Linked DNA regions of Homo sapiens: regions 1, 2, 4, 5, 6 and 7 are each linked to region 3. The links are chromatin contacts, found by Hi-C or POLR2A ChIA-PET in ENCODE. All regions are on one chromosome and are shown on one strand. Each heading gives the region's core, a stretch centred on a gene start or an enhancer-like site at or near the end of the contact. The rest is flanking DNA. Distances are from core to core; before and after follow the strand shown. Region 1 holds the start of ZNF691 (zinc finger protein 691). Region 2 has its middle 12 kb from the start of EDN2. Region 3 has its middle 110 kb from the start of GUCA2B. Region 4 holds the start of SCMH1-DT (SCMH1 divergent transcript). Region 5 holds the start of YBX1 (Y-box binding protein 1). Region 6 holds the start of SLC2A1 (solute carrier family 2 member 1). Region 7 overlaps FOXO6 (forkhead box O6).

The links. A loop is a pair of places that touch in the nucleus more often than their neighbours do. ChIA-PET counts read pairs that join two places held with the same protein, here RNA polymerase II (POLR2A). Pooled maps may share reads with other maps.
Region 1: a map of B cell shows a loop between it and region 3 (13-fold over the local background). The contact joins the promoter of ZNF691 here to the enhancer-like site in region 3. A Hi-C loop is called at or near these places in 3 of 168 maps with a recorded cell type or tissue (B cell, CD8-positive, alpha-beta T cell and naive thymus-derived CD4-positive, alpha-beta T cell), 1 of 37 single-sample maps with no recorded cell type and 8 of 50 pooled maps.
Region 2: a pooled map shows a loop between it and region 3 (3-fold over the local background). The contact joins two enhancer-like sites. A Hi-C loop is called at or near these places in 8 of 50 pooled maps.
Region 4: a loop to region 3 is called in a pooled map, with 5 times the contacts of the local background. The contact joins the promoter of SCMH1-DT here to the enhancer-like site in region 3. A Hi-C loop is called at or near these places in 1 of 37 single-sample maps with no recorded cell type and 7 of 50 pooled maps. POLR2A ChIA-PET finds 5 or more read pairs at or near these places in 1 of 52 experiments (activated B cell).
Region 5: a loop to region 3 is called in a map of B cell, with 37 times the contacts of the local background. The contact joins the promoter of YBX1 here to the enhancer-like site in region 3. A Hi-C loop is called at or near these places in 6 of 168 maps with a recorded cell type or tissue (B cell, CD4-positive, alpha-beta T cell, CD8-positive, alpha-beta T cell and 3 more), 1 of 37 single-sample maps with no recorded cell type and 13 of 50 pooled maps.
Region 6: a loop to region 3 is called in a map of naive thymus-derived CD4-positive, alpha-beta T cell, with 4 times the contacts of the local background. The contact joins the promoter of SLC2A1 here to the enhancer-like site in region 3. A Hi-C loop is called at or near these places in 1 of 168 maps with a recorded cell type or tissue (naive thymus-derived CD4-positive, alpha-beta T cell), 1 of 37 single-sample maps with no recorded cell type and 8 of 50 pooled maps.
Region 7: a loop to region 3 is called in a pooled map, with 2.6 times the contacts of the local background. The contact joins two enhancer-like sites. A Hi-C loop is called at or near these places in 1 of 50 pooled maps. POLR2A ChIA-PET finds 5 or more read pairs at or near these places in 2 of 52 experiments (PC-9 and activated naive CD4-positive, alpha-beta T cell).

Annotation. Positions count from the first base shown.
Region 1 is chr1:42,845,059-42,848,464 of GRCh38, forward strand. It overlaps ZNF691 (zinc finger protein 691), which reads left to right and starts at 1,555. Exons shown (of 4, transcript NM_001242739.2): 1 at 1,555-1,599. It overlaps ZNF691-DT (ZNF691 divergent transcript), which reads right to left and starts at 1,356. Exons shown (of 5, transcript NR_186083.1): 1 at 1,199-1,356. RefSeq lists enhancers at 1,092-1,361, 1,522-1,591.
Region 2 is chr1:41,494,652-41,497,841 of GRCh38, forward strand. No RefSeq gene overlaps it. Among named protein-coding and RNA genes, the nearest start is that of EDN2, 12 kb to the left of the region's middle. RefSeq lists an enhancer at 1,504-2,052 and silencers at 1,576-1,765, 1,906-1,955. Within about 2 kb of position 1,705, at least 28 of the 41 ENCODE cell types and tissues checked have a DNase peak (open chromatin) inside an H3K27ac peak, as active enhancers do.
Region 3 is chr1:42,038,868-42,041,865 of GRCh38, forward strand. It overlaps the pseudogene HNRNPFP1. Among named protein-coding and RNA genes, the nearest start is that of GUCA2B, 110 kb to the right of the region's middle. Within about 2 kb of position 1,449, at least 2 of the 41 ENCODE cell types and tissues checked have a DNase peak (open chromatin) inside an H3K27ac peak, as active enhancers do.
Region 4 is chr1:41,240,398-41,243,623 of GRCh38, forward strand. It overlaps SCMH1-DT (SCMH1 divergent transcript), which reads left to right and starts at 1,961. Exons shown (of 3, transcript NR_186015.1): 1 at 1,961-2,309. SCMH1 (Scm polycomb group protein homolog 1) reads right to left here and starts at 1,909. Exons shown (of 16, transcript NM_001394311.1): 1 at 1,662-1,909. RefSeq lists an enhancer at 470-649 and silencers at 970-1,129, 1,230-1,779, 1,820-2,219.
Region 5 is chr1:42,680,767-42,683,735 of GRCh38, forward strand. It overlaps YBX1 (Y-box binding protein 1), which reads left to right and starts at 1,652. Exons shown (of 8, transcript NM_004559.5): 1 at 1,652-1,965; 2 at 2,637-2,700. The coding sequence starts at 1,800. It also overlaps a transcript of PPIH not described here. RefSeq lists an enhancer at 1,308-1,357 and silencers at 1,798-1,997, 2,188-2,297, 2,408-2,557.
Region 6 is chr1:42,957,096-42,960,398 of GRCh38, forward strand. It overlaps SLC2A1 (solute carrier family 2 member 1), which reads right to left and starts at 1,773. Exons shown (of 10, transcript NM_006516.4): 1 at 1,539-1,773. The coding sequence starts at 1,556. It overlaps SLC2A1-DT (SLC2A1 divergent transcript), which reads left to right and starts at 1,954. Exons shown (of 4, transcript NR_033967.1): 1 at 1,954-2,482. RefSeq lists silencers at 894-1,533, 1,664-2,073, 1,946-2,129.
Region 7 is chr1:41,381,646-41,384,998 of GRCh38, forward strand. FOXO6 (forkhead box O6) reads left to right here. Exons shown (of 3, transcript NM_001291281.3): 2 at 1-563; 3 at 565-1,945. The coding sequence ends at 1,036. Among named protein-coding and RNA genes, the nearest start is that of FOXO6-AS1, 7.7 kb to the left of the region's middle. RefSeq lists a silencer at 592-641. Within about 2 kb of position 1,251, at least 26 of the 41 ENCODE cell types and tissues checked have a DNase peak (open chromatin) inside an H3K27ac peak, as active enhancers do.

The DNA of each region.
Region 1 (3,406 bases), core at 305-2,804, 810 kb after region 3:
TGAGTCCCCCAAGGCAAGGTTTAGCCACCGTTCATACTAAAGCCATAGTTTTATTCCTGAGTCTGCTCTCTAGTATTTTATTTTATCAATTTATAAACAAATAGTGTTCATAAGGCACACATATTTCACTCAACCATATTCAGTTCCAAACATGCATTCCTGAATATCCCAATCTTAAAACTAACTCACATTGTCAGCTTGTGGAGGCAGAATACATGCATACATATACACATACATACATGAATATACATATAATATACACACACATATGCATACATACACATATACACATGTATACATGTATGTGTATATACATATCTGTACTACATAGGTGTATATATATGTATATGTATTTAGCATGTATGCACGTGTATATGTATACACATATATACATATGTATGTATAATACATATTCACACATGTATGCATGTATATACACATGTATACATTAGTATATGTATATACACATGTATGTGTATTATACATGTATATATGTACATACATATCAGTCTACTGATTTGAATATTAATGTCATCAAGAAATAACCTCAATATATGTATGTATTATAACCTTACAACTATATAAAACATACATACATATATATGTATATATGTATACACATACACATGCATGAGAATATATGTATGTATATATAATATCCTCACAGTAATTCTGCCAGGGATTTTATGGGGGAGGGAGTTGGTACTCCAAATGGCTAGGTGGTAGAGCCAGAGTTTTATACTTGGTTTATCTAGCTCTGAAGGCAATGCTCCTTGTTCTTTGCACTGAAACATTGTGCAGATACGAGAAGCCTGTAGTTTACGTATTTCATTAGCCTTTTATTATTTTAAAAAATAAAACCTGAAAAAAAAGACCTAGTCCTGGATACTTTGGTGATCTTGTTGTGTCTGGATTGACGAACACGTGTCAGGCTTAATTAGGGATGCACGCGGAACCCGGGAAAATCCCTGCTCAGGGGGGCTGGAAGACCTGGAGGTTGATCCTTGAACAGGGTACTTTTAGCTTCTCCGATAAGGAGATTGGGTTATTTTATCTTTAAACTCCCTTCCAGCTCTACCCTCCTTTGATTTTAAGTTATAAACCTTGAGTGAGGTGCCAGACTCTAGGCTTCGTTGGACGTCTACAGGACGGTCAAGGATTACCAACTCAAAGTAAAGAAGGAAATTTGAGTACTTGCCCCCTTGGAGGTTGTGTAGGTTGGCTATACAGATTCTACAACTTCCCAGACGAGTGGCCCTGAGACTTGGGGCTGAACGCGCGAGCACGGAAAGAAATCCCACCGTAGGACGGAACCCAGTCTCTTCAGCTCCATCCTAAACTTCGCAAGTTTTCTCTGAGTCTACGCGCTTCCTTAGGACTACAACTCCCAGCATGCCACGCCAGCGGTCAAAGCTTATTGGTGGTCCTGCCAGGTCGCTTGCGTTGTGGCAGTCATGGTAGCCAATGGAAATAAAGAATTATCCCAAGAAACCAATCCTGGAGTAGTAGGGCGGATCCTTCCTGGGTTCCGGCTCCGGCTCCAGCTCCTTCCCTCGCCTACAGAGGCGGCGCTGTCCCTGATCGAGCGGCGGGAGCGAGGTGGGTCCGGGTTGGGCCCGAGGTCGCGGGGGGAGGCGGACACGACTTCGCGGGAAACTCTGTACACGGCCACTTCCCTCTCACCGAGGATCTGGATGCTGCTGCTTTGCTCCCTGGACCGAGTGGGAAGCCAAGGGGCCTTGTGGTCCCTCCGCCGCGACCCTCGCCCTGGCCCCCGGCCCACGCAGCCAGGTGGCTGTCCCCAACCCATTCCCCGGCCCTTCTGTTGGGTTTGAGTATACAGCCTTCCTGCCGCTGACCATACGTTTAGGATCAGCCCCTCCTCCTCTCCCACCTCTCTGGCCCCAAGCCCGCCGGCAATCTCTGAAACCAGCTCTTGTACCCTTGGACCTCCGCCATTGGCTTCTCCCCGCCCCGCAACACACAACTCAGCTCTTGGGCCCTGGCCTGTGACACTTCTGGCAGCCTTTGCTTCCTCTTCCCTGACCGTCTCCTGCGACCCTCTGACTTCCTTGGTCCTCCTGTATCTCTGACCCGTTATCTAGCTTCCCTGTACAATTACCCTGTTAGCACCTTGCTCTTGGTCTTTCATAGCTCCTCTCTCCTCTTCCTCCCTGCAGCCCTTGACTTGGCCCCAAAGACCTGTAACTTCGGACCTCCATACCGCACTATGGCTTGGCCCCTTGCCTTTAACCTAGGCGCTTCACCTTCATCATCTGTGATCACTAGCCCCATCTTCTTGGCTCTTAACTTCTTAGACCTGGCCCCTCCTCCACTTCTCAGCCCCTTCCACCGTTGCTTCTCTCTGTGCAGCTGAGCCACCAGGAAGACAAAGCCCAATAGACCCCTTTTCCCCCCAGATCTCTGCAGTGTGATATGAAAGTGCCTCTGTACTTCAGCTGCACTGTCTTCTCAGTAGGTAGTTGCCTCTTTATCTCTGCAAGTCCCAGTCTTACCCATCCTGCAAACCTTAGGTCAAATACCTACTCCTCCTTGAAACTTCTCAGCCCTGATTTCATCAGGGAGATACATCTGTATCATGTGAACTTCAGTGGTACTGTTTTTATTTCCTTCCTTCCCGTCTTCTCTCCTTTTTTCCTTCAGTAATAGTATAATGGTTAAAAGCACTGACTTTGAAGTGATGGGCATAGGCCCCAGTTCTGCCACTTACTTGCTGTGTGCCCTTGGGCAAGATACTTAATTTCTCTGAGCCTCAGCTTTCTCATCTCTAAAATAAGGATGATGTGAAGTGAAATTAGATGATTCATATATGGTCCTTAGTCCACAGCTTAGCACTTGATTCGAGCTTTAAAAAAATGTTAATAATGTGCCAGGTGCTGTGTTAGACACTGAGGAGTGGGTACAAAGGTGACTAAGGCACAGTTCCTGCCCCTGTCCCCTGAACTTAACCTTCTGCATTGTATGACAATTTCTGGAGTTCACGGTCTGTTTCAGTACACTGTATCACAAACTGAGTGGTAATCATAATCCTAAATCCTTTTGCTCTTACATTGACCTAGCATCCAGCCCCGGGTAGAGCTGGAACTTGGTAAATTATAGGTTCTCAGAATAGCAGTTTCGGAAGTGAGTGGAGGCTGAATAGCTCATTGCGTAGAGATACTGTAGCTGTAGGTCAGATGGGAGCAGGGCAGGGGGTGGGGGATGGGATGGTGGCGTGAATTAAGATCACATCCTGTCACTTATACATTCAAAAGACATTTGAGCACCCAGCTTTATGCTGCAGAAGGAGATTACTAATATGACCCAGTCCCTTTCCTCAAGTTGCTTATAAACTACTAATAGAAACAGACATGTTCTACTAGTAGTTGCAAACCACTATAAGCCA
Region 2 (3,190 bases), core at 455-2,954, 540 kb before region 3:
GAAGAAGGGTCTTCAGCTCCACGGCTATGCTTTCTGCCATCATGCAGCAAACATGCCAAGCCCACTCTGTGTCAGGCCCAGGGCTGGGGCTGTGGATCTCTGGCCCAGCTGGGATTTGGGGAAAGGTACCCCAAAGGCATCACTATTTGCCTGGGAGAGGGAGCTGGGAGTGTGTAGGGCCTTTCCGTGCTTGGCTCTTTGTTGGCCAAAAGGGAGGGACAAATATGGACCTGCAGAACCCCGGAGGAATGAGGGATGCCTCTGCCTGGAGACTCGGGAGGGCATTCTAGCCAAAGAGACTTTGAGCGAGGCTGTGGAGGTGGAGCGCGCATTCCTGGTAGAGGGATGGCCCAGGCAAAGGCCGGTAGGCCTGAAAGGGCATGAAGTACCCCAGGATAGGGAGTGAACAGCCTGAGGGATTCCGTGGTAAGAGAGGAGGTTGAGGCCAGACCACAAGGATCTTGAATACCAAGCGGAGGACCTGACCTTTTCCTGAGTTCAAAGTGGAGTCAGAGGAAAAGGTGAGGGTGGGGGCAGTGGCCTTGCATCTGTTCTGTTGAGGCCTAGGCCAGGTGGTCTCCAGCCAGTGGGCGTGGGGTGGGTTCCTTTGGACTCTCAGAAGGGCCCCAGGTGGGTGACGCCACAGCCCAGTCTGTCTTGGCATCTGAGAACAAGGCCATCTGCTGGCTGCCTCATTCCTGCAAACTCAGGGTCAGAGGACCTCTGATGAGCCCAGCACCCCACAGCTCCAAAGAACTCCACGGTCTCTGAAACCAGGCTGCAAGGGCGAAAGGGGAAAGGCTGGCAGAGACATCCTGGGCAGGGCCCCTCCCACTACCTCATTTTCCAGCTCTGACAAGTGCTTACCCTGTGGGGGACAGGCAGCTCACAGCTCGGAAGTCGCCTGGCTGCCCTAAGGAGGCCCATCCCAGTATGGCCCTGCCCGGCGGGGCTTAGCTCGCCCTTCTCTATACTTTGGTGTTGCCCGTATCACCGGAGGGTGCTGGGGACGCAGGTTTGTTAAACCCTTTCCCTCTTCCTTCCACCAGACAGTAATACTTGGATCCTCACTTGTGATTTTCCCAACAACCCCTGGGGGGCCCCCTTCTGCCGGCACCTACTTGATGGGTAAGAGAATGGAGGCTTAGAAAGGGACGCATCCCGGAGCCCCACGGACCAGTCTCAACCACCAAAGGGCAGGGAGCCTGGAACCCTGCGGGCCACAGGCTGCGCAGCTCACTTGAGGGGACACATGTAGATTCTGAAACCTTACAGCCCGGGTTCAAATCCTTGCTCTGCAGCTGACTAGCACCTCACCTCAAGCAAGTCAGTGTCCATGTCTCATTCCCTGCCTGGAACCGCCTTGTGCCTCAGTTTCCACATCTAAAATGGTGATGCTAATAGCACCTTCCTCGGGGTAGGTGTGCGACTTAGGTGAGATAACTCATACCAAGTCCTTACAGCCGTGCCTGGCAAATGCCCCCTCGGCAGATGGAGAAAATGAGGCTGAAAGAGAAGAGGGGCCCCCCGGCAGGGATTCGCCCCCCGCCACGGGCCCCACGGCCGGGCGGTTCCTGCAGCTGCCTCTCCCTCTCCGACGTGTTTGGGAAATCCTCGGGCTGGGGGCCCGAGCGCGAGCAGCCGCGGCGGACCTGCAGGCGGCGGCGCTCGGCCCGCCCTCGCCTCCCGACCAATTTTGGGCAAAGCAGGGGCGGCGGCGCGCTACGTGCCGGCCATGAGTCAGCGCGCAGGAATGCGCAGGACGCTTTGTTCCCTGCGCGGCGGACGAACGTGCTGGGACCGGGGCGCGGCGGGGCCTGACACGACCGCACGGGCAGTACGGCCACGTGCGCCCCCAACCCCACCTCCGAACCGCAGGGCCACCCGCGCCTCGCCTTCCCCTGGGGCCCGGACCCCTGCGGGGGCCCTGAAAGCCCAGCCCGGACTCCAGCAGTCCCCGGGGAGCTCCGGCACCCTCCCTAAGCCTCGGGCCGGGGGGGTCTGGTCTGAGTGGTCCTGGCCGCCCAAGCCCCTGGGTGGCTCGCAAAGAATCAGCAACTGCGGGGAGGGCTGCCCAGGAGGAGGGGGGGAGCTGCCCCAGAAAGACTGGTGGGAGGCACGGAGACCTCGAGCGGCCACAGCAAGACCTGACGCTGCCCTGGGGAGGCCGTGTGGGGCCCGTCACCCCTTCTCCACATGGAGGCTGGTGTGGGAAGGAAGCGGGGGCTGGGTCCCCCAAGTCCTGCCTCCAGCTTGCGGGGTGTTTCCCTGAAGCCACTCCCCTCTCTGGGCCTGGGCCTGTCCAGTGGGAAATGGGATGACCCTGGCAGTCTTGCTCTTCCCCAGAGTCCTGGGCTGTGTAACGAGGTCTCCAGCCCAAAAGTGCTTTGGAAAGGAGTGTAACCACCTTGAGAAGTCTTGGCAAACTCCAGATGGCCACGCAGAGGGCCTTTTGCGGGTGCCAGGCTATGTCTGGATCTGACCGGTAACGCTGAGTGCTGGGCATTGCTGCTGTGGAAATGCAGGTGCAGAGGGGGTGACGTCATCTGCCCCCAGCCACGGGAGGACTGGCAGGGCAGTTAGAGCCCCAGGGCAGTTTGACTGGGCACCCCTTCTCCTGGATGGGTGAAGACCCTTCTCCTGGGGAATGGCGGGGTGGCTCCCACAGCTGCTGGACGCTGCCGACCGTCAGCCCTGGCAGAGGGAGTGGGGAGTCTTGAGGCTCCACTGCGGGCTGCTCTGAGAGGGTGCGGAAGCTGCTGGAGTCGGGGTCCCTCCTGCCCTGTGTGGCCTTGGGCACCACTTGCCTTTTGGGTACTCCTGTGACTGCTCTATCTTCACAGGAGGAATTCCATTTTAGCTTCCCCATCCCTGGTGGGGGGCAGCGACTAAATGGCCAAGTCTGAGCTTAGGACGGGAGGTTCCTCGGAATGGGATTTTTTTTTTTTTTTTTTTTTTTTTTTAGAGACTGGGTCTCGCTCTGTCACCCAGGCTGCTGAAGTGCAGTGGTGCTATCATGAATCACGCAGCCTCTAACTCTTGGGCTCAAGCGATTGGATGGAATTTTTTAATGCTGTCTTCCTTCCCCCTCATCTGCAAGATCCCTAACACCAGGGCATAGCAGCCCACAGTTCTGCCCAGCAAACAGGGCTGGAGCATGGGGGTCCCAGCTGGCCTGGGGGCCCTTTGC
Region 3 (2,998 bases), core at 199-2,698:
TATGAGGTTTCATGCCTCAATACTCATGAGTCCCCTCTGTAGAAGCCCTCCCTGCTCCCATCCAGCCCACTTGAGAAAGCCTTCCCTGGCTCTTCCCTGATCCCAACATTCTGCCTTCCTCTGTGTTCTCAAGGCACCTGAGTTTCCCACCCACTCACTGTCATGGTATTTCACCTACCTGCTTTGTTATCTGCCTCTCCCACCAAACATGGAGTTCCTGGAGGGCTATGCCTTCTTTTCTGTTTCTCTGCCTCCATAATTCGTGAGTAAGAGAAAGGATCCCAATACAGGACATTAACAAATCTTTTGACCAGAGAGATGAAAATCCAGGCTGGAGGCATCTCATATAGGCTATCAAAAAAATTTATTCCTGTTCTGAAATACATTCCAGAACACTGCCAAGACCCTGGTAAGACTGGCGGACACTTATTTAAATGATAGCTCTCATTCTCTAAAATCTGAATTTCTCCTGAAAGCCTTCATGCTTTAATGAGATTCAAAATTAATTAACTCAGACAATTGTCTTCATCACTGTGACTAAATGACAAAGTGTGTTTTTGTACATATTTTTGTACATATTTGAAGAATAAACAGAATGTAAGCAAGCAAATCCATGGTTCTGTTTGGATGGCTATTGTGAAACACGTACCTTAAGTGGAATTATATAACCATCCATCTGCAAACGTTGAGTGAGGAGAGCTGGATTTCAGTCACAGCTTATCCATGACCAGCAGCTTGACCTTGGATAAGTCATTGCCCTTGGACACCTGCTGTCAGCCTTCCCAGTATCCATTTCTTTATTCTCCCACCATTGGAACCCCCACCCCCCAAAAAATTTGGGAAACCACTTTTTCTCCATTCTAACCTATATGGTATTAAGGTTGTTCACCTGACCCCAGACTCCAGGAGTTGGGCCTGATTGTCTTAAAGCCATTGTTTCTATCCCATCCACCTGGCTACAGAAGTTAGTTTAAAGGCAGTCATGAAACCCAATCAGAGCAAAGGGATTTGAAACACACTTGCAAACGGCTTCTGGCAAAGAAAAGATTCCTCTGCCTGTAGTAGATCCTACCAATGATAGATTGATGATAAATCCATGATAATGTGACCACTTGGATAGAGATGAGATTGCCAGGCAGTGAAGGAATACTGAGGAAAGCAGAATGGGAAAAGAAGCAGAACGTTGGTTATACTGCTGGGCAGTGAACAACTGGATCAAACAACACCTGAAGCTGATAGACCTCTATACGCTTCAGTTATGTGAACCAATCAATTCCCTTTGTTGTTGGAATTTAGTTTTCTGTCTATAACATAAACAGTTCTAACAGTAACAATCTCTCTGGGCCTCCATTTTTCATAGATAAAAGTAATACGGATAACATCTAAGGAGGCTGCTGGAGTGCCAGGAGGAGGCCGTGGGAACACCGTCACCTGGTCCCAGGGCCTGGATTCGCTGCTTCCAGCCAAACACGCGCATATCAGGCCGGGGCCTTCAGACCTCACGGAAGGCATTCGCCCCAGGCCAGGTGGACTTCTGATGCAGGTTGAGAACAAAAAGAAGCACCTGGACATTCCCCGGAGCCCTCTGCGTGGTCGCGCTTCAGTGGAATTTGGGGACCCTTGGCTGCCAGCCATGCTTGCTTGATAGCAACAGAAACCAGTTCTGCCCGACTCTGTGCCACAAAAAAGCCACACCCCACTCACCTGACACCCACCCCATCAAGAGTCCATGCTGCTGGGCCCTGAGGGAGGGGAGGGCTTTGTGGTCAGGCTCCATGGCCCGCCCTGGCCCTGATCTGTCGAGGATGCGCAGGACGTCCTCTCCAACTGCACCATGCCCCATTGGGCTCAGGCGAGTTCCATCTACACCGGAGAGGGGTAGGCAGAGTGGTGAGGCTTTTGCTGAACTTGGATCAGAAGAGGACGTAAAAATGGCCCTGGAAAAAGACCGGGAAAGCATGGGACACTGGCGCATTGCGGTGTTCAAGTCCCACAGAACCGAGGTGAGTTGGGTGTTGAAGGAAGCACGGCGGTCCCAACAGTGCGGGCAGCGCCAACTACGGCTTCGCGCTCGAACTTTGAGGACTCTCATCTGGATGCACAAAGAAGAAATCATTCAGTTCTTCTCAGTGTTGGAAATCCCAAGAGTTGGCCTCGCAGGAGTTAGCTGAGAGGCTCTCGGAAAGCCCAAGGAGAGGACAGGGCACAGAGACATGGAGGTGTTCAAGAGCAGCCAGGAGGAAGTTAGGTCGGACTCAGGTCCCCCTGAGACTCATATCCGTGCTGCCCCGGACCCCTGTGACTGGCCCGGGCTTCCGGGAGCTACCCTGGCATCGTGAAGCAGGCAGGCGCAGGATGCGGGGCCACGAGGAGCATAGCGGCCTCTGCACCACGGAGCTGCTTGGTGGGGGGTGTGGGGGAACCTCAGCTACTGTCTCTCCGGAATGTATGACCACAAATATGGCGACAGTGAGTTCACAGGGCATAGCACCACCGGCCACTGCCTCTGCATGAGGGGCTGCCATGCAAAGCGACCAAGAGCGACATTTACAACCTCTTCTCTCCTTCCAACCTGGTGAGAGTCCACATTGAGATGGGCCCAGATGGAAGAGTGACCGGCAAAGCAGATGTTGAGTTTGCTACTCGGGAAGAAGCAGTGGCAGCTACCTCCAGAGACAGGGTCAGCATGTGGCACAGATACATAGAACTATTCCTGAATTTGACAACAGGGGCTAGCAATGGGGCGTACAGCAGTCGGGATGCGAGGCATGGGCTTGACCACCTACAGTGACCTGAAGAGCCAGTCAGTGAGCGGCTGTGATGGGTCTGGCCACAGCGGGCAGAACAGCATGGGTGAATAGGACTCGTTTTGTTAGCAACGTTTGAATTAATTCAATCAAATTTTCACAGGCCGCTAACAAGCAGTGAAGAGCAGTTATAATGAAGGAAGCTGTGGGACCCATTTTGCACAAAGAGTTTGTGAAATCTGGATTTAAAA
Region 4 (3,226 bases), core at 711-3,210, 800 kb before region 3:
TAAGTAAGCAACAAAAAGTGTTCTCTTTCATAGTAATTTTGGGCCTCCTGCTGGCAGTTAGAACTAGAGCAAAGAGTTCAATGTAATAAAGCATTTCCCTCTGCAACCAAATATTAAAATTGCAGTTTGGCACTAAACTAGGTCTCAATCCTTTTCAGAGTTTAAAAAAAAAAAAAGAGCTATTCTATTTGCCTGGCACATTACACTTCAACAAAACATTTTGATGTACATTAGTTAGCAACATTTGATAAAGTGTTTATAGACATTTTTTAAAAGGAAGGAAACCCCCAAATTTCCACAAAATAAGATGTCTTTTAGTTTGTTTGAACAAACACTACTAAATGTTTTCTTTTTTTTTTTTTTTTAAGTTCAAAATACAGTACAGAAATGAGGAAGGGAATCTAGAGTACTTTTGATTTAAGCAGGTCAATCCTTGGGGCTGTTTCTTAGAGAAACTTACTACGTTTTGTCTCCAGGATCACTTTTAAGAAACTCTCCTTTAAGGGGATGGGGGAAACTAAAGCTCATCCAGAGGACAGTTTAGAGAACCACAGCAGATGAGAGACAACTGAAGAAAGTGGAAGTGAAGACTCAGGGGACATGATTACTATCTTCAGATATCTTAACAGCTTCCCATAAGGGAAAAGAACTAGGAAGGATGGGAGCCAGCTGTTTCTTTCAACTTATAACCAAATGTGTCCAGGAACAGAATGGGTTTCCTTTAAAGAGATTCGCTTCGGATCACTGGAAGAGGTTCCAAACGGGCTCGTCAAATTATCGGGGGGATTTGGGGATTTTCAAAGTCACTTTGGCATGGGATGGGAGAAAGCGCCCCTAGATGACTTTTAAATTCTCTTCCAGTCAGGAGATATTCCGGGGTTCACCCATCGGCTGGATACCACTTTCGATGCTCTCGGGCTGGCACACAACTGTGCCCACGTGTCTGGCCCCCAGGGCCGCTGTGGCTCACTTCGGTGCGGGGCCGCTCTCCCTGCCCGTTTCCGGCGGGGCACTGGGGCAGGCGGCACACGTGAGTCGGCCAGCCGGGGCCCAGCCCCCAGGACGCTGCTGACAGCTCCGGGCCCTAGGCGCCCCAGCTCTCGGTGGGGGCCACGCCGCCCCGTCGACCTCTGTCTCTGCCTTCCCCGAACCGGGACCCGGCCAGCCAGAATCACAGGCATTCCCACCTCTGGCGCCGGAGGGGACCGACTGACCCGCGCAGACGGGGTCGCGCCGCCGCCCGGCCCTCGGCCCCCAGCCAGCCTGCCCCGGCCCACCCGGCCCCGCCGGCCAGACACGGCGACCTATACGGACCGCCCCCACGCCGACCCTCCAAAGGGCCCCCGGCCTTGGGTTTCCCGTGCCGGGGCCCCCGGGCAGTCCTGGCGGCGTCAGGGCCGCGACCGGACCGTGGGCCCCGCCCGCCCGACCGCAGATGCAGAGCCGGCCTCCGGGCTCGGGGCCGGGCTGACACGGCCGAGAAAGGGCCCAGCCCCGCGCGGACCACAGACTGGCAGGCCGGCCAGACAGACGGACAGGCTGACCCCGGCCCGGGGGAGCAGGCGCAGCGGCTGCGCAGGTCCCGCCACCGCCTTCTGGCCCCAGGCGGCCCCTCAGGGCACGAGCTCTTAGGCGGGCGGAGGCGGCCGCGAGGCGCTTACCTGAGGGCGCGGCGGGGGCGCGGGGCGGCTCACTCTCTTCCCGCCGCCATGTTTCCGCTGCGCAGGGAGGGAGCGGAGACGCGGGAAGGGGGCGGGCGGGCGGCTCGGGAGAGCGGCGGGCGGGCGGCGGGGGGCTCCACCGAGCTGGCGGTGGCGGCTGAGGCGGGGGGCGGGGCGGGGGCTCCCCCGGCCCCTCCCCCGCGCCTCCCGCTGCGAGGTGGCGCGCGCCTCGGCCGTTGGGCTCGCGCGGGGGGCGGGGCGGCGCGCTGGAGGAGGGAGGGCGCGCGGGAACCCGGCCCGGCCGTACCCCGCCGGCCTGCCGACCCGGGTCCGGGGGCCCAGTTGGCGCCCGGACCAGCTCTCCGGTCTGCGTCCTGTAGATGGGAAAACTGAGGCCTGAGAGGGCGCGAGGGCGGGGACGAGGCCGAGGACTCGGGTTCGAATCTCGAGGACGCCAGTAGCCCGCTCTGAGGCCGCGTGGGGCTGGTGGAGGAGCCACCGGTCGGGCCCCCAAGACCGGCTGACGTGGGCCTCGCCTCGGGCGACTCCCGCCGGGCTAGTGGCTGGCCGTGTGGTGACCTTGGGCGAGTTACTTCGCACAGCCACCCAGGGGCCTCTTCTCCAACACGATAGCACTGCACCCGGAGGGTAGGTGAGAGATGAGTTGGTGCTTGGATGCCCTAGGGAGTGTCAGCGTCCTCGGTCCTCCCTGTGGTGATCCCTTCAACGAGTACGCACTGAGCCCGTGATGGGCCAGGTACAATGCACAGGCTCATTCTTCCAGGCCCACCAGCCATGTTGGCTACACAATTCTATTTTTGTTTTGTTAGAGATGGAGCCTCACTTTGTCCCCAAGGTCGGAGTGCAGTGGCGCCATCATAGCTCACTGTAACCTCAAATTACTGGGCTCAAGTGATCCTCCTGCGTCAGCCTCCCAAAGCGCTGGGACTACAGGCGTGAGCCACTGCGCCTGGCACACAATTGGTTTAACCACCACATCATTTTAGCAGCTTAGGAAACTGACGTCTTGACTTCTGTTTTGGCTGCTTGAAAATACAGTGCAATATAAATCCCGAGACCTCTGCTGAGCTGGATGTGGAGTGGGTGTGGGCATCATTTAGAACATGGCAATCCTCAGGTCACACAGGAATGTCTTGTTAATGATCCTTCTGTGAACAATGTTCCTTGGAGGGAAGTCCACTTAAGCAAGGCTGGAGCAGCAGATGGGGCAGCTGAGCCTGGATTACTTGCCTTGCCTCTAGAATAGGTCTTAGAGCTTTGGACTGAAGGGGGGCCGCCTCCTTGTATCCTGGTATTGGTGTCAGTATCCGTCTGCCCATTCTTGAGAAATGGAAATGGTCAGAATCTATCCAGGTTCTGATCTGCATCCCTGTTGTCTAATTTAAACTTTCATTCCATGGCGTTTTGGGGAGTACCTGTCTCATGAAGAGCCCTGAGGTTACAAGGATAATTAGAGCCTAAATCTAAGGAGCCCATATTTGGGGAAACTATTATGTCAATAGCTAATGAGAGCACAGTGTTGTAAGTGCTCATATTAGTTTTCT
Region 5 (2,969 bases), core at 402-2,901, 640 kb after region 3:
ATATGTAAAGATTCGTGTCATGTAAAAATTAAGGCTGTTTTCAAGCTCCAAACCTGAGTAGTAAGTCAGAACCATATGGTCGGCCAAGCTTATATTATTAACTATTTGGCTCTCACAGAAAAAGGTTCCTACCCCTTGCTCTAAGCAATTGGTGATGATGGCCTACAGTAGTGACAGTAGGAATGAAAAGACTCTGAATTGACATTTAGAGGGTTTAGGACTGACTCAAGAACGCCTTTAGGAGGTGGAACTCACAGGCCTAGACGGCATTGGTAGGGGTAAGGAATACTGCATTAGCCTCCTAACTGCTTTCTCTACTTCCATTCCTTGCCCCTCTGCAACCCATTCTCCACTCCGCAGCCATTTTTAAAAAGATGCCCCTCCCTACTTATGACTCTAAAATTGCTCTTCTCACTCTTCCCCTCAGGATATATTTCCAATTAAATATACCTAAGTGACTGCCCACCTCTGCAACCCAATGTCACATTCGAGTCTTACTGAACTACTTGACTGCATTTCCCGAGATCTCACCTCTTCTCGCCTGTACCCTGTGCGCGGAAAGTCAGCCCTCCACCTTCTCCCTGCTTCCACTCCCAAAATACTTCGTGGTTTTGCAGCTCTGGAGTATTTACCGTGTTGGCTGTTTAAATTTCTGCCTCCATCAGAAGGCAGAAACTGACTCGCGAACTATTCCATCCCCAGCCGATAGTAGACGCTTAAAAAAGAACGAAAGAAGGTGGGTGGAGGACTTCAGTAACATCAGGTGGCAGCCTCAATTTTATCGTTTGTGAAACGTGGATAGTAATCCCTCTATCACGTGGCTGTTGCAGGAATAAAGTGAAAAAACAAAACAGGCTAGCTTGTTCAATAAATGTGAGTTGAATTAAATCTGATTTGTGGTCAGTAGAAAAAGATGTGAATACTTGGAAAGGAAGACACATTTTTTTAAATATATGCCTGGTAAAACGGATCAGAAGGCAGGTCCCCATGGAGCACACCCTCGCCCTAAACATGCTGAACCCGGGCTGCCATAGCCTGCGTGGTCCCTCCAAGGTGACTGCTCCGACAAAAGGGTACGCTCTTCAAACGCATACGTTTAAGGCAATTCCAGAAACCCTCGGCTGTGCCGCGACTACACGGCCATTAAAGAAAAGACGACTCTATGCCCGCCGTAATGTTCTCAGATCACAGGGACCGTATTTGGAGCTGGGAGGGAGGGAAGCCTTTTCTTCACGGGGGGCTAAGGCGTCTTCGAGCCCCCTTCCAATCCCGGGTCCGGCCGGGTAATCCCTGCCCAGCGTTCGGGCGTGCCTTTTTTTCAGCCGAGACACAACCCTGAACGTGGGGCCCGCCAGCCCGGCGGCTGCCTCGTGGAAGTCACGTTCCTTCTGCCCGTCCTCTCGGGTACTCTATGGTTTTCGTGGCCGACTACTCTAATTCTAGTTCCGGTCTCTATGGCGGCCGGCGGAGGCAGGAACGGTTGTAGGTCGACTGAATTAGCCGCCAAAGGTCCAATGAGAATGGAGGACTGATAAAATATTAGCCAATAGAAGCTAGGGATTGGGGTCAGGTGGGCAGATTGACAGTACCACTGGCCAGTGAACAACGCCTAGGGCGGGTCGCTCGTAGGGCTTATCCCGCCTGTCCCGCCATTCTCGCTAGTTCGATCGGTAGCGGGAGCGGAGAGCGGACCCCAGAGAGCCCTGAGCAGCCCCACCGCCGCCGCCGGCCTAGTTACCATCACACCCCGGGAGGAGCCGCAGCTGCCGCAGCCGGCCCCAGTCACCATCACCGCAACCATGAGCAGCGAGGCCGAGACCCAGCAGCCGCCCGCCGCCCCCCCCGCCGCCCCCGCCCTCAGCGCCGCCGACACCAAGCCCGGCACTACGGGCAGCGGCGCAGGGAGCGGTGGCCCGGGCGGCCTCACATCGGCGGCGCCTGCCGGCGGGGACAAGAAGGTCATCGGTGAGGACCGGACAGGGACGGGGGTGGGGCCCTCGGGCAGCCCAGCAGCGGAACCGTTAGCCGGAGCTGGGCGAGCCGGCGGGCGCGCGGCCGGTGGGCACCGACTCCGCGGCGCGCGGCCGCCCATCCCCCCCGTCCCCCCCTCACTCCCTCTCGCGGGGACCCGCCCGGCAGGCGCGCGCGCACTGCCTCCCGCGCCCCCTGTGGACCCCGCGCGGCCGCGCGCCCCTCCCCCTGCGGCCGCGCGCCGCCGACCGCGTGTGCGACGGGGTCCCCTCCCCGCCGACCGGCCTCGTGCGCTCGGGCCCGCACGCCGTTGTTCGCGTCACCCCCACCCAGCTCCCTTCCGCGTGTGCTCGGAGGGCGCGGCGCACCGCCTACGCAGGCCGGAGCGGCTTCCCCTTCCCTCACGTGCTCTCCGTCCGCGGCCTGCGCACACACCCATCCTGGGGCCCGCGCCCCGGGCCTGCCCTGGAGCGCCCCGCGCTTCAGACTCACCCACGTGTGCGGCGGCGGCGGCGACTGCGTGGCCCCGCACCCGGGCGGTGGAGAGAAAGGGCTGTCAGGTGGCCGCGGCGGCCGGCGTGCGAGGGACCGGATGCCCAAGCCGGGCGGATTTGGAAAAGGATAGCTGGTAATCGTGGCTTGTTTTGCTTTGTTTTCTTTTCCAGCAACGAAGGTTTTGGGAACAGTAAAATGGTTCAATGTAAGGAACGGATATGGTTTCATCAACAGGTGAGCTGCCGGGCTCTGAAGCCTCCATCCCACCTTCTTGCTTGCTTCCTGCTCTGTCGGCTTCTCGGGGCTTGGGAAGCCCCAATCCACAGCTCTGTTCTGAAAGGCGTTTACTACCTCTGGTGTATTAGTATGATTTTTTGTTGTTGTTGTTTTCCTTGATTAGGGATTAGTGGATCTAGAGAATGCCTTTGTTTTGCAGCTAAATATTAATTTGAAGCTAACTTAAAAGGCTTCGTCACAGTACAAAGCAATTCAAAAGGCAAGCG
Region 6 (3,303 bases), core at 523-3,022, 920 kb after region 3:
CCTAGAGGAAGTGACAAAAGTGATCTCTTTCAGATGGAAAAACTGAGGCCCAGAAGTTAAGTGGCCTGCAAGAGCCCTGAGATATTTGGACTTCCTTGCCACTAGCTAGAAGAGCTTCTCACTGAACTTTTGTTTAGTTATATCCCACCCTTACGGCTCACCTAAGATCCTGGGAGCCTTCCCCGGGAACTTCCCCGGGGTCTCACCTCAAGCGAGGGCCCAGGAAGGGTGAACCAAGTCGTCTGGATTTATGGATTCAACAGGTGTGGGGCGGAAGGCCTTTTCCTGCCGAGGGTGCGGCCCAGCGCCACCCCGCTCAGTCTCAGCGGGACACCTCCACAGCCAGTAGGAAGGGCAGTTCAAAATTCAGTGCTACCCCCGCGTCCCAGCTAAGAAAACAAGGGCCATCCAGGTGCCCTCCCAGCTGACGAGATGGAAAAATCAAAGTATAATAGATAAAGAGGGACCGTTTCAAAAGAAAAAGGGGACTTGAAAATATTGTAGACTAGGGGGAGGAAAGGAGGTGGAAAGAAACAATGCCCTACACACAGGAGGGGCTCCACAAACAATTTGTTGAAAAGAAATCGCTCTGCGGACGCTACAAAGATGCCCTGCAGGACAAGCCCACTTACACAGAAAAAAAGAAATCCTATCTAGGGAGTTGTTGGTCCCCAGAGTCCCCATCCCTCATTCCCCAACCCCGTGGCGTGCGCGCTTCCCGCTAGACTTCAGCCTGGGGCTCTTTCCTGGCCCCCAGATCCCCCGCCCCTCCGGTTGCGCTCCCCGCCTGGCCCCGAGGGTAAACCTGCCTCCGCGGAACACATCTCCGCGAGACTGGGCCAAAGCTTTGGGGCCTGCACTCCTCGCAAAGGAGAGCCTCCGAGACCGGAGGTTCATCTCAACCCCCGCGTTCGAGCCCGGGCCTGGAGAAAAGTGCCCTCCCCTCGGCCTCGGCCTCGTCACCGCGGGGGACTGGCGGGAGGAGTAGGGGAGGCCGGTGGGACACCTCGCACCAGGCCGCCCACCTACAGGGGCGTCCGGGCTAGGGGAGCAGACGGAGAGCGGGGGCGGCTCCTGACTCCTCCGCGCGCCGGGGCCGGGGCCGGGCCGGGGGCTCGGCCCGCTCAGCCAATGGGCGCCGCGCTCGGGCCCCCTCCCCCGCACCGGGAGGGGCCGAGGCTGGGCTGCTGCTGCCGAGGTCGTGTGCGACGTGCCGCTCCCGGGCCCTGTGTCCCCAGCCCCAGCAGGGCCGCGTGGACGGCGCGGCGCCCCCGGAAGGAGGCCATGTGCTCAGTGCCGGCGCCAACTACGCACGCGGCGCCCTCCGGCCCGCTAGATCCGAAGCCCATCCCCACTGCGGCCAGCGGCCCGGCGGGGCGCTGCGCTCGGGACCCGCACCGAGCCAGGCTCGGAGAGGCGCGCGGCCCGCCCCGGGCGCACAGCGCAGCGGGGCGGCGGGGGAGGCCCTGGCCGGCGTAAGGCGGGCAGGAGTCTGCGCCTTTGTTCCTGGCGGGAGGGCCCGCGGGCGCGCGACTCACCTTGCTGCTGGGCTCCATGGCAGCGCTGCGCTGGTGGCTCTGGCTGCGCCGGGTACGCGGGTGGCGACGGGCGTGCGAGCGGCGCTCTCCCGCTCAGGCTCGTGCTCCGGTCCGGGGACTCCCACTGCGACTCTGACTCCGACCCCCGTCGTTTGGTCTCCTGCTCCCTGGCGTGCTCACTCGGGGACCCGCGACTAGCGACCGGCACGCTCGCTGTTGCTACCTCTTGCCTCTTGCCAGAGAGCGCGCGGACCGTAGCGTTTATAGGACCCCGGCCATTGGCTGGCGACGCCGGTGTGTCAGGGGTGTGTGGGCAGGACCTCGGGGCGGGGCCTGGGGCCCAGCCTGTCCTGGGCGGCGCTCTGCGGGGAGGGGGTGAGGGGAGTGGCCGGGGCCGGGGCCCCCCCTAACCACTGCCTCGCTCAGGCTGCCGATCGGCTCGTTCTCTCTGCGTTGGGACCGCGGAGGGCATTCGCTGTGTGACTCAGGGCAAGTGTGCGCACCTCTCTGAGCCTCCGCGGCCTTCTCTAGCAAAATGGTGGAGCCGGTACCCGGCTGTAAGGCAAGCTGGGATGCGCGGAGTAGCGGGTGGAAAGCTGGACTGGAGTTCTCACTCGGCCGCTGGGTGACTTCGGTGCACTAGGGATAGTAACAGTACCACCTCGTAGGGTTGTAGAAAGACCAAGTGAGTTAATATTTGTAAAGTGTTTAGAACAGCGTCTACTGCATGGAAAGTAGTATTTATTTGTTAGAGAGACTCCAGGAGGTCTTGCCCAGGGATTGACTTCTCCCTTCCCTGTCTCCACCCCCCACATTCCCGTTTGTGAGCCAAGCCTTGCTTTTGCACCGGCCGGGCTCTCTTGCCTGGAAATGCATACCCATCTCAAACCTGGGCTTTAAAATCACCTCCTCTGGGACGCCTTCCTCTACTTCTCACAGTTCAGGTGAGTCTATGGTGACCTGTAAGTGTGGAAAATATGAAAGGCAGGCTAACTGACTGACATGATAGGACATTAAGGACATGATAGACCTCGGGTTTGAACCAGCTCAACTGTATACTGGCCCGGCCGCGATCCTGGGCGAGTTCCTGGCCAGTGAGGCTGTTTTCGTTTTTTTCTTTAATTTTTTTTTTTCTCAGACAGAGTCTCGCTCTGTCGCCCAGGCTGGAGTGCAGCGGCACGATCTCGGCTCACTGTAACCTCCGCCTCCCGGATTCAAGCAGTTCTCTGCCTCAGCCTCCCGAGTAGCTGGGATTACAGGCGCCCGCTATCACCCCTGGCTAATTATTTTTATTTTTAGTAGAGACGGGGTTTCACCATTTTGGCCAGGCTGGTCTTGAACTCTTGACCTCGTGATCCACCCACCTCGCCTCCCAAAGTACTGGGATTACAGGCGTGAGCCACTGAGCCCGGCCGAGGCTGTCTTCTTATGAGTAAATGGAATTCCCACACCAATCTCATTGCTATCAGGAGAGGTGCAATTTCCAGATAAGCTCATGAAGTGTTTAGCATGGAAGTTCTCATTTACTGGTTGGTGGTATTGTTGGTTTATTTATTTAGTCTGTTAGTAAATAAATAAATGCTGGTCTCAAACTCCTGGGCTCAAGTGATCCTCCCACCTTAGCCTCCGTAGTAGCTGGGAGTGCAGGCATGTGCCACTGCACTGGTAGTGGTATTGCTATCATCTGACTTCACCTTATTTCCTCTAGACCAGTGCCTTACTTGAGACACAGTGAAGGGAAGGACCCCCAGTCCAAAGGTCTGAT
Region 7 (3,353 bases), core at 1-2,500, 660 kb before region 3:
ACCCGTTTCATCCGCGTGCAGAACGAGGGCACCGGCAAGAGTTCGTGGTGGATGCTGAACCCCGAGGGCGGAAAGACAGGGAAGACCCCGCGGCGCAGGGCCGTGTCCATGGACAACGGGGCCAAGTTCCTGCGCATCAAGGGCAAGGCGAGCAAGAAGAAGCAGCTGCAGGCGCCCGAGCGAAGCCCGGACGACAGCTCCCCGAGTGCGCCCGCCCCGGGGCCGGTGCCTGCCGCAGCCAAGTGGGCCGCCAGCCCCGCCTCGCACGCCAGCGACGACTACGAGGCTTGGGCCGACTTCCGCGGCGGCGGGAGACCCCTGCTCGGGGAGGCGGCCGAGCTGGAGGACGACGAGGCCCTGGAGGCCCTGGCGCCATCATCGCCGCTCATGTACCCAAGCCCCGCCAGCGCGCTGTCGCCGGCGCTGGGCTCGCGCTGTCCGGGTGAGCTGCCCCGCCTGGCCGAGCTGGGAGGCCCGCTGGGCCTGCACGGCGGCGGCGGCGCGGGGCTGCCCGAGGGCCTGCTGGACGGCGCGCAGGACGCGTACGGGCCGCGGGCCCGCGCCCAGGCCCGGCCCGGTGCTGGGTGCGCCGGGGGAGCTGGCGCTGGCGGGCGCAGCCGCCGCCTACCCCGGCAAAGGGGCGGCCCCGTACGCGCCGCCCGCGCCCTCGCGCAGTGCCTTAGCCCACCCCATCAGCCTTATGACGCTGCCCGGCGAGGCGGGCGCCGCGGGCCTGGCACCGCCGGGCCACGCCGCCGCCTTCGGGGGCCCGCCCGGCGGCCTCCTGCTGGACGCTCTGCCGGGGCCCTACGCTGCCGCCGCCGCCGGGCCGCTGGGCGCCGCGCCCGACCGCTTCCCGGCCGACCTGGACCTCGACATGTTCAGCGGGAGCCTCGAGTGCGACGTGGAGTCCATCATCCTCAACGACTTCATGGACAGCGACGAAATGGACTTCAACTTCGATTCGGCCCTGCCTCCGCCGCCGCCGGGCCTGGCCGGGGCCCCGCCCCCCAACCAGAGCTGGGTGCCGGGCTGAGGGCCGCCTCCCGCCTCCGGGCGCCCCGTCCCGTCCCCAGGGGGCCTCTGTCTTCCCATCCTGATTCCCGGGTCCCTGCCCCCGACTCTAGCTCCCCAGGAGGCGGCCCCAGCCCAGCTAGGGACCCCTCTCGGAGGCCGGCCGCCGGGGAAGGGGAGGGAGGGGCCGGGGCACCCCACTGCTCCTGCCCACACTCCTGAGATCCACCCCCTTCTCCTGGGCAGGAAGCCTGGGAGAGGAGGCTGAATTCCAGGCTGGCTGGGAGTAGGGAGGAGCGGGGTGGGCCGCCTGGTGTGGACGGTGGTCGGGGAAGCCAACTAGGAGATGGGCCAGGGAGCGTTTACAAATCTTCAGTTTCATTTGCGGAGGCCTAGCCGTGACCCCGCGCCCACCCCAAACACGGATCTGATTCCCACTTGACACACTTTCCCACTGGTCTTAGTCTCACCCACCCGAAGCCAGCAACCCTCTGCGGAAAACTCACACCTACCTATATCCATCCACCCTGAGCAGCCCTCCACCCCCAAATCGCCCTCCGACGACCGCCACCCCCACAGTTCAGTCTCCCCCTCCCATCCCTGCCGGCCCTCGCTTCTCCCCTCCCCCGTCGGAGTCAGTCCCTCTCTTCAACCGCCCCCACCCCCTAGTACTGGTCTCAGCTTCTGCAGCGGGCCTCAGCCCCGTCCACCCCCAACCCCGACGCCCCTTTCTCCGCGCCAGTTCTGGCCCTTCTCCCATATTTATAAGTGTCCGGCCGGGACGGGCGGTGGGCGCGGCGTCCCCGGCGCGTATCGTAGGCAGTGTACCGTGGCCGTGCCGTCAGAGTGTGCGTGTGCGTGTGTGCCGTGTCGAGGCTGTGTAGAGTGCATTGTACAGCATATTTTCATGAATAAAATTGTTTTAAATATTTCCCGCGCCTTGGGCTAGAGGAAGGGGAGTGGTGGCGGAGGATAATTGACAGGGAACTTGGGGCAGGGGGAGGGTTCATGTGCCTGAGTCACTATTGTGGCTTTTTGTCTGGGTACTCGTCAGCCTTTGCTAAACTAATGCTCCTCTGCCCGGCACATATTGGTTAAGCGCCTACTGAGTCCCCCGTGCTGAAGATGTGCTTCGTCGAGCTCTGCACCTGTTTCTGTGAACATGTGCATGCACGAAGTTTTGGCCCAGGAAAATGCGTCCTAAATAAGCCTCAGAGATTGGGAGAGGATGCACAAATATTTACTGAGAACCTTTAGTGCCAGGCTCTGTGTTGGGCACGATTTTTGTTCCCATTGTACAGATGAGAAAACAAGGTCAGAGAGAGAAAATGACTTGGGAAGGAGGGTAGAGATGGTGAAAAGAGATCCCTTTGAGGTGCACAGACTGCTGTTGGAATCCATTTTCTACAGTTTGCCAGCTGTGTGACCTCGGGCAAATTTTCAGCCTCTGAAGCCTTGTCTTCCTGGACTACACCATGGAATAGTAGCATCCATCTCATGAACTTCTGTCAGGCATGAGGAAAGGTATGGAAAGTGTTCAGCGCAGGTCCTGCACTCGTTCATTCCAGGAAGATTCGGTGAGCACCTGTTAAGTTCTTATACCAAGCATTGGGGCTGCCCTAGAGCCACACGGACACAGTCTCTACTCTTAAGGAACTTAGAGGCTCCTGGGGAGAACAGGCCAGCAAATAGGCGATTATAGATCAAAGCTGTGCTGATCGGAGGAGGAGCTGGGGGCTGTCGTGGGAATGAATGATGGGGCAGCACTCATCTTGGACTTGAGTCAGGGAAGGTGCCTGGACTGGTGCTGCCTCAGCTAAGCTTGGTAGGAGGAACTGGCATTGGGAAGGGGATTTAGATGAAATGGCATGTTCAAAGGCCCAGAGTCAAGAGGTGTGTGGATTCCAGAACCAAAAGCAGTTGAGTGTGGCTAAAGTTCAGAGAGGGACAGATTACTGATGGCAGGGAGGCTAATGGGCCAGAGGGTTCAACAGTGGAAGAGGGACAGTGTGGCCCAGCCAGAGGTGCTGATGTGGCTCAAACCAAGTTATGGGGGAGGACAGTGGGGCTGCAAGGGAAAGGATGAATTCACATCTACTTTGGATATGGAGTCATTGGGGACTTGGTTGTGGATTGGACCTGGGGGATGAAGGACAGGGAAGCATCAATTGATGCTTGGTTTTTGTTTGGGTATCTGGGGAGACAGGGCCATTCCTTGAGATGGGGCACACCAAAGCAGGAGGAGCCCTAGGGAAATTGATGTGCTCATTTGAGCTATAGTTCATGAGAATCTTTGGGATTTGGAGCAGAGGGAGGGATGTTCAGGAGCATACACACTG